2 separate regions of the Homo sapiens genome follow, and region 1 is linked to region 2. A link is a loop called in an ENCODE intact Hi-C map of the cell type or tissue named here. Cell type or tissue: Calu3. All regions are shown on one strand.

Region 1 (8,000 bases), 860 kb after region 2:
ACCAGGTTTCCCTGATGCCCTCCTCTTCAGGGGCAGACATGCAAGCCTGGCTTTCCCCTGGGGTGTATGTGAGTTTTATGCAGGGGTATTTCCCACATCCTCACTGCTGGAGACATGACTGAGCACACAGCATTTTAGGTGAGCCCTGGCAAGCTAACCCAAGCTTACCTACGTCATGGATGTCCACTTGACCCACAGAAAACTCATGCCTTCTCGCCATGCCAAGTGGTGGCAGTCTCTCCCTGGCCAGTTCTCTCCTGCCATGCGTGGCCCTCACGCTGTTCCTCAAAGGCACCAGGCTCTGTTCTTCTGCAGGTACTTCTGTGTCATCGGTCCGCTGTAGTGTCCCATTCTCCTACCCCATCCTTCCCTGCACACCTGATGTGTCTACTCATCCTTCAGGTCCTGCTCTAAATGCTGCTTCATTGGAGAAGCGGACCCTGATTCCTGATGCTGCACACTGACTTATGATCCCATTACATGTTTTTATAAAACCCTGTTATCTCCCTTCATAATGCCTATCACAACTGTAATTGTATAGTAATTTAAGCCATGACCTGTTTCCCTCTGGTAGACTTAATTCCTTGGGGCAAGAATCATGTCTGTCATGTTCTCCAGCACAGGGCCTGGTGTGAGTGGCACCCAGCACATCCTCATAAAAGCATGAGAGAGAACAGGGAACTAATAAGACATGGATCCAACCTTAAGCAGTTGGCTCAGCACAAATTATAATTCAGTTTCCCAATTTTACCTTTTCCTTTCTCCCTCCTGTGTTCCTTCCTTATTCTTCCCTTTCCTTCTGTCTCCCTCACTCTCTGCTTGCCTTCCTTGCTTCCTCCCTCCCTTCCTTCCTTTTTTCTTTCCCTTTCATATGCATTAATCCAAGGATCCAAGCTTTATTTCCAATGACTTGGAAAACTGAACCAAGAGCAACTGTTAGGGAGTGTTTTTGTATGATCATTTCTTTTTCTCCCGTTTGAGAATCCATAGAACCCCTCTGTAAGATGTGAGCTTGGTTTCCAAGGCTGGGCTTCAGCACACATTTGGGAAAGCCCTGGTCTTGTGTATGGGCTACAAAGACTTACTAGAAGCAGACGTGCGGATTGAACGTTGACCCCTGTCCAGAACATCTGTTCTCTTCCTATACCTGTGTGCATCATCATAACTTTAAAGAAACACTGACATGGAGCATGGCTGGCTTTTCATAGGAAACCCACATCTGTTTGCCGTGGGGTTGCTCCCCAACCACTGCAGTTTCTGTGTCATTTTTGGAGCTACTGACGGGACATTGGCTCTCTTCTTGTGTGCTGCAATGTACCACTCTCTCTCTGCTCTTCATCAGATTTTTCTGGGAACTGCTCCAAGGAGAGGAGATAGAGAACAACAATTTCTTTTCTCTGTCCTCACCCAGTTTTAAACTCCAGAAACAGCATAGAAAACTTTACTTTTGTAAAACTTTTTTTTACCTAAAGCGAAAGGCCATCTAGTGGAGTAACTGGGAAAGGCACACTCTGAGGGCAGAACTTCACCTTCAGACTCACAGCGACCACCGCTTTAGGAGCCCTGGACTCAGCAGGAAAGTAATGAGAGGTTGTGTCACTACCACACGAGGCATGGAGCCAAAGGGAGCTTTCTCTTATTGAACGAAGTTTTTTGGTGATGTAGTTCTATGTATACTTCAGAAAGTGTTCCCACAAGCCTTAAATTAAGGCAAATAAAATGTAGAATCACCAGAAAATAAAGACCAACAGCATCAACCTAGGATGCAAATGTCTTCAGTAGTCCATAGCTGGACATTGAAATAGTATGCTCAACCTGTTGAAATTGACCTTAATTTGATTCAAATTAAGAAGCTTCTCTTCCTCTCATGCTGCAGTAGGTTTCTAATGATTCCTAATTGTATTAATCCAAGAAATTAAATGATTCTAAAACCATGAATTGGTAAGTAATTCAGAGAACTTCATCTTTATGTTAAAAACTGTATTAATAGAATTTTAGAGCTAGAAAGTCCCTTAGCAACTAGTGAATCCAGTCATTTATTTTCTACAAGAAGAAAACCAAGGCCCTGAAAGACTAACTTATTTGTTGATGACCACACAGTCCTCTTCCTCAGTATAATTCTTTTCTCTGCAATTCTTATTCAGGAAGCAGTCTGATTAACCCTGAGCTAAAGTTTCATTTGCAAGTGCTTTTGGTTTTTTTGTTCTGGAATTGTGCATGTCTGTGTGTGCCTTCCCTTTTTGAAGCCTAAGCCGCGGTGCTAACCCATGGCCCAGCATGTGAGAGTTGGAGAACATCTCTGCAGTTGTTTAGCCTCAATCGCCAGCCTTGGCAAGGAAAAATGACAGAGATTCAGAAAGGTCAACAGTGGCTCACCTCATTTCATAACTAGCTGGTCCCAAACCTGGAATTGAACTCTGCTCTTCAGATGGCCAGTGTACTGTAGTATATTTCCTGGAATGCCAGGCTCCATCCCGGTCTTGCCACTCCCACTGGTTAGGAAGCATGCATACACAGTTAGCAAAAGCAAATTTACTTGAGAAGTGTACTAACTGGAATTTTTATAATCTGTAATATGGTAAAGTTATTCTTGTGGTCTTTAGAATTTTTAAGATTGGGGTATTTTCTGCATTTTCTTCTGTCGCCTTCAGAAATGATGAATACGTTTCCATTTGATTTCTCTCTCTTTTTCCAAACCCCAGCATATAAATAACGACCATATTCATGGAGAGAAGAAGGAGTTCGTGTGCAGGTGGCTGGACTGCTCAAGAGAGCAGAAACCCTTCAAAGCCCAGTATATGTTGGTAGTGCATATGAGAAGACACACGGGCGAGAAGCCTCACAAATGCACTGTGAGTACAGAAGTGGGTGGCAGGCACACTTGGGTCCTTCCCCATACTCATAAGAGCTGTGCAAACTGATGACACCAGCTCAGGGGAAGCGTGGTTGGGTGGCAAGAGAAGAGGACTAGAGTATTGTCTGGTGATAAATGCCTCGGTGTTTGAGTGACTGAGTTGGACAGCGCAGCTCTGCACAGTGGCAAGGGGGCAGTGGTGGCTGGCACTGGGAATGAATAGCGGGCCACCCTGCTGGCCGCAGCCCAACAGCTTATGGTACCACGGGGCTTGGAAGGCAAAGGGAAGTGCCAGCTTCCAACTTACAGAGTTGAAGTTGACTTTTAAAACAGCTAATCCCTATACGAGGTTTTAAAGTTTTCCCTTCCTTTCCTAGTGAGTCCTCAGGCATAGGCGTATGGAATGGGAAGGGGGTGCCGCAAGGTTGTGCATTCTTCACTGAGGTGCCCACGAGGCGCACTGGGCACGCTGAGCCCTGGTACTTTACATCTTAAAGGCCCTTTACAAACATGATCAAATTCCATGTCTTTGTATGGACACAAAGCTATATTAATGAACTTTGTGCTGAATCTGAAATCAGTGGGAATTTGAGGAGATCAATGAGCAGATAATGAAACCCATTGTCCACATTGAGCGGTCTATTAAAAAAAAAAACTTCAGGACTTTTACTGGCACTGAAAACTCTTTATCTGGAACTACACCAAGCTACATCTGAATCCCAATAAATGCAGAGTTTAGTGGACTTTTTGTTCCTGGGTTTTGAAAAGCTGCTGACCCTTGAAACATCAGTTTTTCATCAACTTGGAGGGCGTGTTAGGCATAAGCTGCTGTTGCCATTGTGCAGAGTAATCCAGATTTACCTGTTGTCCTCAGTTTGAAGGTTGCACAAAGGCCTACTCGAGACTAGAAAACTTGAAAACACACTTGAGATCTCACACTGGAGAGAAACCATACGTCTGTGAGCACGAAGGTTGCAACAAGGCTTTCTCAAATGCCTCTGATCGCGCCAAACACCAAAACAGAACGCATTCCAATGAGGTAAGCATCCTCAGTGGGCATGGAGCTTGCATAAGGAAACAAAGAACTATCCCGGGGAAGGCACATGGGAAGGCGCAGTGTGTTCTGTTTTGTTTTCCCCTTGGCCATTCCCAGCATGAGGGGCTCTGCCCCTGCAGGTGAAGGCTTGAGCTTCCTAGGTGGGACTGGAAACTGGATCTTATTTGGAGAATAATAAGAGATGAGGAGGAAACTTCTTAAAACCCCTGCGAACTTACTAGTTTCATGTTGTTTTGAACTGCCACCTACTGGTCAAACAGTGGGAGCATTTGACTTGGAATCTGAGCCAGTCACGCTGCCCAAAATAGCAGGAATCCATGCAAAGGATGACCCCATAAGCCCCAAGGATATATTAAGAAGTAGCATGTTGACAGCTGACAGCTTCCTGCTAAGTCATCCACTTTTATTTGCTTCCTCCAAGTGGTATCTTCAAATGGTATTATATCAAAAAAGATTTTTACAGAGCAACCAGCCTTGGCTAAATGCAATTTTCAGACATTCTAAATTCCAAAGGATCTTGGAAAATGGTCTCAGAAACCCAGAATACTTTCTAGGCAGTTACTTAAGAAAACATATTGAGTAAAGCTTCAGGGTGATTCCTGTTGTGTTACTGTTATTTTTAGGTAGCGATCCCCCCTAAATTGTAGAGAGGCATAAGAATAAAAATTATTCCAAATTCATTGCTTACATTTTAGTGAACATCTTCCTACAGACTTCCAATTTGGCCTTGGAGGTCTAGCTCAAATTCTGGCTTGTCTGTGAAATCTTCTCTTGAATGTATTGAGAGATTAACAAAAGGACTCCCCACATTTTGAGTGGAAATAGGATAGCTAACCAGAATTTGTTAACATGAGACATAGTTCAGCACCACAGCGTGTCATCAGTTTGCTTGAAATGTGTTAGAGAAGGAACATCGTGCACACATGAGACCCTGGAGTGGCTGTCATTTCATCTCACCAGTGCAGGTCAAACACATTCATGATCTTTCAGACAGAGAGCTGGGCAGAGAGAATCTTGATAGAAACAAAGTGAGCCATTCTGCTCAGTGGACTTTTGGCTTTAAGGTGGCAAAGATGGTTCTCACCATGTTTTCTTCAGCTGAAACTGACAGAGCAAAAACATCTCTAAAGGGATTAACTGCACTCTGTAAAAAGCACACTCACTCATAAACTCACACATGTAAGTTCATATATATACCAACTTTCTGTGTGAAAAGGTCATGGAAACTGGAGTTATTCGGAATCTCATTTTCTAACTGTTTGAAGACATTTTAAAGATGCCACATCTCCATTTTTAATGTAAAAATGCTTTTACAGTATGCAGTAGCTGGAATATAATCTATTACACTTGTTTTGTACAAAATTTTAGGGAGTCTAGAATAGATAGATACATAGAGATAGAAAGTAGATCAGTGGTTGCCAAAAGCAGAGGGGAGAGGGAATAGTGATGACTGCTAATGGATACAAGGTTTTTTTGTTGGGGTGGTGAAGATATTCTGGAATTAGGTAATGGTGATGATTACACAATGTCTAGAATGTACTAATGCCACTGAATTGTGCAATTTAAAGGGATTATTTTTATGGCATGTGAATTATATTTCAATTTAAAATTTTAAGGGGTTTTGACTTAACAGAATGTATTTCATATATTTCATAGATTTAAGTGTAATTTTGACTAGAAATTTAGGGGGCATTCATTCCTATAGATGTTAGGCCAATGCTGTCTCCTATTATCATGGAGAAGTTTGGACAGAGGGTATGTTAGGATCAGAATGCACACATATAAAGACAATTACCAAGCTTTTTTGTCTTTTTATGGACCTAAAATATTTGTACATGTCTGTTTGCTTTAATTGTGGTGTAGTTGAGCTTGTGTTCTTCTCCAAGGTAAAAAGTGCAATGTTGTGTGAGAGTTGAGTGTTTGTTATAAGATTAAAAGATAAGGATATCTTGGGTAGTAATGTCATTGACCACACTTGAGCAATTTACTTAAATTACTAACTTTTATCATAAATACATAATTAAAATTCTACCCACAGACATATTTACAAACAAATTATACTTCTCTCTTCTATATGCAAGACTTTGGCCCTGTGTGTGACTGATGGACATTTTCAGACGCATCAAAACTAAGTTTGTCCAGGAAATCCAGATTTGTGCAATTTCACAATCCTAGATGAATCAAGTGATTTGCCTTCATTTATTTCCTCTCTTATTTGCAACTTCATTTATTCATTGAACAAATACTTAAAGCTATTTATGTGCCAAGCCCTTTGCTGTTCTAAGTGTGGCCAAGAAAATAATGGACTGTAATGGGAAGGGAGTAATTGCTGGCACTTCTCTGTTCCTCTGGCTGTCCTGCTCATTTAGGGCTGCTAGACTGACCGTAGCTCTGACAGGACTTCTTACTCCAGATCAGACAGCTCATTTTTCCCCCAAAGATACCGCTAAACAAGTTTCCTGAGCTCTGATTCGGTTGAACCTCCCTCTCTAGAAAGCTGCAATGGCTCCCTCTTTCCTATAGGGAGACTTGAGACTCCCTAAGGTTGTGTAAGTGTCAGTTCTCACAGGGCCCAAGCTCATCCCTCTAGTCCTGACCTCTCACTATCATGACCATGAATGAAACCTTCCAGAAGCTGGTGCTGTGCACTGCCATGCTTAGGTGCATGAAGTGGTTCTGCCACTGGACCTTTGCTGAGGACACTTCTTTTTGGCATCCCAAGTAAAATGACTCCTAATAAAAGCTCTGTATATTGAGTGCTTACTATGTTCCATGCATCCTGGTAAGCACTTCATGTACATGATCTAATTTAGCACTTACTGATAATCCCGTGAGCTGGGCATTAAGCCCAGATATAGAATCTTAATAACTGATGCCTCCCATGATTATCCTAGCTGAAAAATGATCCCTCCTCTGTCTATATCCTTACATAGCTTTCACACTTTATATTACAGATCATTGCATCTTCTTATTTTTCCTATCAGATTTTGTATTCCTTATGATTAAATTTTGTTGTATGCAACTTTGTGCTTGCAGAATCTTGCACTTCAGTAAGTCTGAGAACATTTTTCTTAGTCTCTAATTATATTTTATTTCAGTCACTGATCACAACAAAATTTGTGGGCAAAAGTTGTGTGAAGGGTTAATATATTTTGTTTATGTTATGTTGTTGTGAGGTATACATTTCCTGAACCTGTATTCTTGTGAATTTGTGAATTTTTGTGGGTAGATAATGTGTATGTTCACACACAAGGGCACACGGGCACAGGTGCACCTGTATGGGCTGTTGTTTCTGGAAGTGCAGGAGCCGACACATTTGTATCTCATTACATATTGGCTGCGTCCTTGGTTCTAAGCTAACCCATAATGTACATCCATATATTTACAGGAAGAGTAGCTCTCCAAACATGCAGGCTTTGTGCTCCCTCTCTCCTTCTGGTCTCCATACCTCTGCCCCATATATCCCAGTCTGCCTGTTGATGGAACAACCTGTCACAGGAATGCTGTGAGCAAGCATAGGGCCTGTGTCAGAACACTGTAAGGTAATGGCACTAATTATCAGAGCCAGTCTTTTGTCCCTAATGCATAGAATTTGATGTGCTCATCTTATTATATATATATATGCTGCAAATCACACAAGCTCCTGAATAGATGTAATTCATAGTTAATGGGAATCAATTCTGCCCAAAGGAGTCTCAGGTTTGGAGGTGAAACCTCTCAGTTTCAGGATCTTTGCTTCACTGCATTAGGACATTTCAGCATTTTAGGTAGCACTCAGTCTGTTCTTGGGCTTTTAGTGAAAAAGCATCTTTTAGACATACATTCTACAAGACACGGCATCCTTTTAAATATAATAGGTACATTATAGTAATCCTGCTTTTCATGACGCTTGCTTACGTAAAAGCTCATCCTCTGCTATACATAGATATAAATATATATTCATGAAAGCATTCTTGCGTATATTATATTTTAAGCCAAGTGAACAAACTCACAAATCCGATGTTGGTCATGAGCCAAAGGTCAGCAGTTCTGTGATTTCAGAAAATAATCCGCTTATATAAGCATCCGCATAATTTTTTATGACTGTAT
Region 2 (8,000 bases):
GTCTATCAATAGAATGTTCTATCTCATGAAAGAGCAACAATATGTGGTTGCTAATGCTTATATAATGTATGTGCCCGGGACTGTCTTAATGTCTTTTTCTACATTAACTTATTTACATCTCACAACAAATATCAAAATAATACTTTTCACAGATGAGAAAACTGAGACCCAGAGACTTTAAGTGTCTTGCCCAACGTCACCTAATTAGAAAACGGCAGGCCTGGGATTCCAATCCATGCAAATTTGATTGCAAAGTCTGTTTTTCATAACCATGCTACAACTAACTGTAAATAAATAGCTAACTATTTGATTAGATGCCATCTTATAATCTATTCTGTGGCCCTAAGAGACAGGGTTAATATGAAAAAAAAGTGCAAGAGTCTGTCAAGTTCAAGGTCTTTGCAGCTTTTGAAAAGACATTTAAATATTGTGTGAAGGAAAGGAATGAAAAAGCCCGGTTAAGTGATGTAACAGGGTAAGTGAGGGTAGCAGATTTTCACTGAGATTTTCATTCATTTATGGGAAACTGTATTTTACAGGACATAGGTTCTCTGTGATATCAGCCCCTTCATTATGCTATGAAGTCTCTGTTATAGTCTGTCCATTTGGTTGAAGTGGCCCATTTGTGTCACTGACAAGAATTCAGTTTGTATCAGGCCTGCTACTTTCAGCTGTTAAGAACTTCTAGCTGTTAAGAAGGTATCCCCTAAATTTTGGAGAGTGACATATTGTATTTTAGCTGGTTAGCATCTTTTACCCGGAAAAATATTTAGATTAACATTAAAAACTGTAAGAGAATCAAAACATAATGTTAATATTTTTGTAATAAGGCATCTGAATATGTTTATAAGATTTCATCTATTAGAATATTAGTCAACCTTATCAATAAATTGAAAATGTGTAATTGAGTAATTGATTTACACTTGAAATTTCTAAGTTGAAATAGCTTTGTTTGCAAATAATATTAGATCATTTTAGATAACTTAAAGTTCTTATTTATAAGCTTAATTTATTAAATGTACAGTGTAATTTTTAAATATTTAGGAAAAGTTTGTTCAATTAGACTATTGTAGTATTTAGAAGGAAATCAATTATTTGAAATTTATAAATGTTGTTTTATATATTTGAAGTTTTAAAATTAATTTTGTAAGTAGGATCAACTATGAATCAAAGCTCCTTCAAAGTGATTGTTAAAACTTTTTAGACTAACATGTATAGTTACATATAGAGATTGAATTTAAAAGCTTACGGAAGAAATAAATGTTTTGAGTTTTTAACTTTCAGAAGGCTGAGATGAGATGAATTTGTAATTTTAATAAGTTGAATATCAATTTTTAAATACCAAAGTAAACCCCTGAATAATCCTTTCTCTATCCAGGCACTCTCCTTGAAGACATAAACAAAAACACCTCCCCAGCCCACCTACACCTGCAAAGCCTCAAATGCAAAGTCATCAAAGAAATAGCAAAAAGCTTCTCAGGGCCACCAATAGGAAGGCAGACAAATTTAGGAAAGAACAGAGACAACCCATGTCCATTCTCTAAATTAGGACTCTAAGCTTTACAGTGTTAAGAGAAAAACAATCAAATGGAATATTTTGATCAGTAGTAGATTTCAACACTTTTGCACTTCATACATTGCTCTCTTTCTTTAGAAACATTTGGAAGAGTTTTACCATGCAAAGATCAAAACAGCAAAGCAACTCTTCATAGCAATTATGAAGTCAATGTATTTCACAATAGACCCTTTAGTGTGGGTTGTAAATGCTTCTCAGCATATTTCCTAATTTACTTATGCAAAGGAGGGCCCTCAACTTTGAAACTTCAGTCTTGAGGGCTAAATCAAGGTAGTGATCATGAAAAATTCAGAACAAAACTTTGTACATTTACATTAGAATGTAATTGCTATTTTATTATAATTGATTCATATCTATTTTGTAGATTCTGGAAACTTCTAACTGCACAATTTTTTTTTAATTAGCAAAATAAACAAATGCATTCAATGGAAAAACTATACAATATAATGAAAATATTGATATGAGTGTTTCTTCAGTTATAAACATTAATGTAGTTGCAGAATTATATATACCATCATATGCCAATTTTGTTCTTGAAATGGTGAAAAATCATACTTTACTTACATGTGCATTTTGGTTTTGTTTTTCTTTTTTTTTTAAATTGAGATGGAGTCTCTTTCTGTCGCCCAGGCTGGAGTGCAGTGGCGCAATCTTGACTCACTGCAAACTCGGTCTCCCAGGTTCAAGTGATTCTCCACCCTCAGCCTCCTGAGTAGCTGGGACTGCAGGCATGGTGGCGCCTGGCTAATTTTTGTATTTCTAGTAGAGACAGGGTTTCATCATGTTGGCCAGGCTGGTCTTAAACCCCTGACCTGAAGTGATCCGCCCACCTTGGCCTCCCAAAATGCTGGGATTATAGGGGTGAGCCACTGTGCTCCGCCTGGTTTCTTTTCTAGAATCGTGGCTGGCTCTTGGTCCTGCCCTAATGAGGGGTGGGGGCAGCTTGTGCATCTCGTGAGCAATACTGCTTCGCTACTGGCCCCCTCTGGCATTCAAAATCTTCATCACTAAAGGGAGGGCTGAAGGATGACCTTGGAAGAATGTGCTGGTACTCACAGGATACTGTTCAGGAGTTTATTATTCAGAATTAGTCTTGTTTGTGGTGAAAACAGTAGAAAAATAGCAATGACTCCATTCATGGCTATTTGAGCAGTCCCTATTAGGGCACTTAGGTGGTTTTGCTTCCTAGAGCAAAACTCCCTAACCCTGGATTAAGTACCAAACCTTCGTTTTCTATTTGTAAGTTGAGAGATGCGTCTCTTCCTCACAGGATTGTGTGAGAGGATTCCATGATAGGGAACTGGGCACAGTATCTGACCCATGGCACAGCACTCAGTACGTGGCAATGAAGAGCCATCAGTGCTCATTAATAACCCCAAACCACATCCTGGCTTAGCAACACCGTGAGCTGATCCAAGCCTCCTGTTAGCAAATTCAAGGCTCTTCATTCTAGAAGTCATCTCCCACTTAGTGCTGTCACACCTCCCCCAACTTCTCTTTAGATGTGATGCCCAGTATCTTAGGGCTCCTTCCTTCCCTTGCTCCTCCTGCCTCCAACAAAATCTGTTTTTAAGAGATTATCTAATAACCTCTTGGTCTAAGTCATTATTTCTTTTTATCTTATTTTTCCAGGGTTGTTGAGGTATAATTGACAAATAAAAGTTGTGTATATTTAAGGTACACAGCCTGATGCTTTGATATACTTATACATTGTGGAATATCACTTTAATCAAGTTAATTAACATATCTGTTGCCTCATGTAGTTGCGTGTGTGTATGTGTGTGTGAGTGTGAACACCAAAGACCATCTTAGCAAATTTCAAGGATTCATACAGATTTGGAAACTCTAGTCACCATGTTATAAGTAAGATCTTAGAATTTATTCATCTTACGAAACCGAAACCTTGTACTCCTTGACTAACATGTCCCTTTAAAAGGGTCACATGGCTTTAGACCAAAAAAGTAGAGCTTAAATTCTATATTTCAGGCTATAGGAAGAGGGTAGCAGAGGCATCTAAGGGTTGAAACACTTGTTTGAACTCTGGAAATTATACCTTTCATATTCACCTTCTCCATGTACTTGTAAAACTGGTCTCACTAGGCTGAGTGGTTTCTGGCACCCTCTTTCCCCTAAAATCTGTTTCAGAGGTTAGAGTGACCTCTTAAGGAATGAGTTACTCAGGAATTTCAAATCTGTCAGAAGATATAATTGAAAAATTTTTGGGCATGAGTGGGGTGTGGAGTACTTACCAAATAAGATCCTAGTTTTAAATTTGAGCACACAGACTTTAAAACTTTAGAAAGTAAAAATGTGCTTGACTTTGTGGGTGTGTGGTGTGAACATGTGTGGATAAGCGTGTGTGACTGTGTGTGTGAGTGGTAAGTATCAGTGTTTAGGGTCTGTGGTTGCATGTACATGTGTGTACAAACGTGTGTGTGGTGAGTATGAGTGTGTGTGATGTGTGGTGTGTGTGGTATATATATGTGTGTGACTGTGTGTGTTGTGTGTATGTAGTATGTATGACTACATGTATGGTGTGCATATGTGATGTGTGTGGCTGCATGTGTGTGTGTGTGGCAGGTTTTGACCTCTGCTGAAACAGCAGTTCAGGTGATGGAAGCTTCCTGTTCAACCACAAAACAGATTGTTTTCCTCCAAATTATCCGGACATCGTGGAGCGCCGAGCCAGGATCACTATCTCTGCCGTGGAGAGGGAGTTTATTCCAAATAAACATTGTAAGGTTGACAGATTCCTAAGATGAACTTTAGCTTGAGTTTCTATTTACTATAAGTTCCTAAGAAAACTTTGAGAGTATAATTTGTGCTCAAATGCTTCAGTCAGAGTGAATTGTAGGATGGAGGGGATAACTTGAGTGTTTAATCTGTGCAAATGCTGTTTCATATTTTTTTTAAGACTATTTTTTGAGAAGTGGCTCTGGCTGTGTCAGTAGCATTTCCTTCCCCCGCCAAAGGCCACTTGCTCCTTTTTTCTTTGGTGTCCTTTCTGAGCCATGTCCTATCATTCCAGGTATCGCTAATTCAGCACATACATGCCATGATCCCATGTCCTTCGGCTGTGCCCTGCCAGGTGGAGTATGTTGCACTGTCTAACGCTAAGAAAATGGGGAGCTCTGGAGCCAGCAGAGGGAGCTTTCTGTCCAAATTGGAACTGCCTTCAAATTTGCAGCACAGATTCACACTCTTTTTAAAACTTTAGAAGGAACTTTCAGGTAGCCTGGCTTTGTGCATCAAGTAGCATGTATAATTCCACATCTGAGGCATCTATTCAATGCTTCTCGTGAGTGCCTTCCATGCATTAGTTTGCCACTGAGGGAGAGTGCCTGCAACTCTCCTGCACATTGCTTTCAGGTTAATCTTCCCTCTCCACGGTGGAGATAGTGATCCTGACTCAGGGCTCCACGATGTCCGAGGAATTTGGAGGAAAACAATCTGTTTTGTGGTTGAACAGGAGGCTTCTATTACCTGAACTGCTGTTTCAGCAGAGGTAAAAATGCACCCCCCCACACACACAGTCACACACACAACATACACCATACATGCAGTCATACATACTACATACATAACACACACACACATATATGTATCACACACACCACACATCACACACACTCATACTCACCACCCACACTGAATCTTGTTTCACTGCCCTGGCCTCAGCATAAAACTAGAGTGTGAGACTGGACTCTACATGAACTTTCTTGTTCTTTGTTCCTTCATTTATAAAATGAGGCCACTACAACCATGTGGTAGAATAAACAATGACCTCAGCAATATAATATAACTCAGTGCTAAAGCCAAAACCAGGATCAGAGAATAACAGCATCTCAAACCTGGAGAGACCAGGGTAGCAGAGCACTTGATCCAAGCCCCCATCTGAGGAGGCAGAAATCTTCCAGGACGGGAGGGTGTTTTCATATGGCAGGAGTCCCAGGACTTACGGCTATAGCCTCTTGTCCAATGTATTGGGTTTCTGCAGCCTTGTGTGTGTGACTTTGAAGAGCCACATGTTTTAACTCCAGGGAAATGAAAAGTGAGCTATCTGATGTAGCTTATACATGAACCCACATCCTTCCATGAAACAATACCATTCCAAATAGAAGCAGCAATAGTCAGCCTCATTCTGATTCTATTTCTTCTATAGAATTCGTGTTTTGTGTGATCATTCATTCAGCAAATCTTTTTTGAGCTCTTCTTGTGTGTCAATTATTGTGTTGCCTAGTGCGGCTGTAGCCACACTGCAAGCACTGCCTCTGACAGCTTATGAAGAGTGCTACGCTGAATGCAGCTAGTTTGGCCATCTTCTATGTTCACCTCCTTCCATTTCCTGGCTCTAGTGTTCTGAATCTACACACTGAACTTTGATGCCTACAGAGTCACTGTTTCACTTGTTTTTGGTGGTACCAGACATGCAATTTACCAAATAGTCCCAGCTTCCTGCCTTGCAGGCCAGTGGGAAGTTTGCATTTCCTGGCCCATTGTGGTGGAGTAGAACCACGTTACTAGTTCTGGCCAGGACCTGTGAGTGTGATGTGTTTCACTTCTAGGTCGGAGCATCTCTACCTAGCTCCGTATCCCTCAGACAAGGAGCTCCAGAGAAGGGCTGGTGCTGCTCCCCAGCCTGGCTCCCTAAGGGACTGTAGGAACACAGCCTTTTGCTGACTCCCAAAAGCCACATGCCAGGTATAAGAAATCAACCATTGGGTTGTTTTTTTTTGTGTTTGTTTGTTTTCTTTTTTTCTTTTCTTTTTTTTTGTTTTTACAAGGAGCCTATCCCAACTGATTACCTTCATATAGAACATAGCAATTGGGTTCCTGCTTTATTTGGGCTAATCACTAGCATATATTCATTTATTGATTGATTCATTCATTTAACAAATAGGCCTCCAGTTCCTCCTGTGTGTCAGGAACAATTCCGGGGATTCAGCTGTGAACACGAGTCAACGATCTTCCCCATGTCAAGCTTATCTTCCAGTGGAGAAGAAGAGGAGTGATCACACTTAATAGGAAAAACAAGCAGGAAATAAAAGCAAAAACACAAATCCAGGTGGGCTTTGTCATTGCTGAGACTACTCCTGATAAATCCTGACATTTCAGGGTACTGTGCAGGAGACTTACAGACACCAGAAACCCGAAGGCAGCATTCACCTGGATAATGCTAGAAGGAAACATAAAAGGTCAGAGAAGGCCCCGACCATATGTACATCTTACGGACCACTGATGATGCTTCAAGATTGCTGGTCAGGTGAAGGAAACACCATGACCACCCCAAATCAATCACATAGAATTCCATGACTGAGGAAATTCTCTCCATTCTTTGCCTCCTCCAACACCTGCTCTCACTCAGCTCAATCTAGCCTCTTCTTTTGCCACATGAATGGGGTCAGGAGTTAGCAGGAAATAGAACGATGGGAGTAGGAGAGAATGTCTGTGAGAAAAATATAATGGTCCTCTTCCCCTTAATACTCCAGGCACAAAGGGGAGACTCAAGCTCATGGACAGTGAGAATAATTTAGCAGCATCTTCAAGCTGAATCCCAGTACTCTGCTTTCTAGTTTATGTGGTCTTGGAGGTGACTCGATTTATTCCTTTAAAATGAGAATAATACCTGTCTTACAGCATCACTGTGAAGGGGAAGGCAAGCTGAAGAGTACCACATAAGAAGGACTCACTGGCAGCCATTATTTTATGAAGGTAGAATTTTTTTTCCAAGTGCGTTAGCATCTGTTGTCCATTTGCTTTTTTAAAAATGATTGTAGAGATGGGGTCTCACTATATTGCCCAGGCTGGTCTCAAACTCCTGGGCTCAAGCTATTCTCCAGCCTCGGTCTCCTGAAGTGTTGAGATTACAGGCATGAGCCACCATGTCCGGGAGTTGTCTACCTTCCTACAACACTCCTGAAGAGGATGGCTAGAGAGGAACTCATGTTGTTGTAATCCCCCACAATGAGAAAGCTGCACACTGGTATACAAAATATTACCTCTTTGTTGTTAGGCCACTATGGTTACTTCTTGAGAAATCTGCTTTCTACTGAACATCAATTTATATTTCAAATAAATGAACATCTATAAAAATAGACGTCTGATTGAATATAAACGGGTGAGTTTTTAAATACCTGGATCATGGGGATTCTAAATGCTAAATTCTCGGTGTATTCGGAACTCATGAATTAAGAAATCCTTCCAGTGGTGCTTATTAGTTGGTATTTTAGGAAAGTAAACATTGAGTAGAAGTATTTAGAAATATTCCATCTGTACACCGGGGCCTGTTGTGGGGTGGGGGGAGCGGGGAGGGGGGAGGGGTAGCATTAGGCGATATACCTAATGTAAATGACGAGTTAATGGGTGCAGCACACCAACATGGAACATGTATACATATGTAACAAACCTGCACGTTGTGCACATG

The links. Hi-C counts contacts between places; a loop is a spot of excess contacts. Peaks named below come from ENCODE experiments on the same cell type or tissue, not always from the same donor. Only the 100,000 strongest peaks of a DNase experiment are listed, where the experiment ranks them.
Region 1: a loop joins it to region 2, with 5 times the contacts of the local background. A loop is called at or near these places in 54 of 110 quality-filtered maps.

What each region holds. Positions count from the first base shown.
Region 1 is chr7:41,973,451-41,981,450 of GRCh38, reverse strand. GLI3 (GLI family zinc finger 3) reads left to right here. Exons shown (of 15, transcript NM_000168.6): 11 at 2,703-2,852; 12 at 3,729-3,893. Among named protein-coding and RNA genes, the nearest start is that of GLI3, 260 kb to the left of the region's middle. In Calu3, CTCF peaks have their summits at 1,216, 1,485, 3,950 and 4,175 (motif pointing left); DNase peaks (open chromatin) are centred at 1,520 and 4,150.
Region 2 is chr7:42,828,567-42,836,566 of GRCh38, reverse strand. No RefSeq gene overlaps it. Among named protein-coding and RNA genes, the nearest start is that of C7orf25, 80 kb to the left of the region's middle. In Calu3, no CTCF peak of the experiment used is centred here; a DNase peak (open chromatin) is centred at 4,686.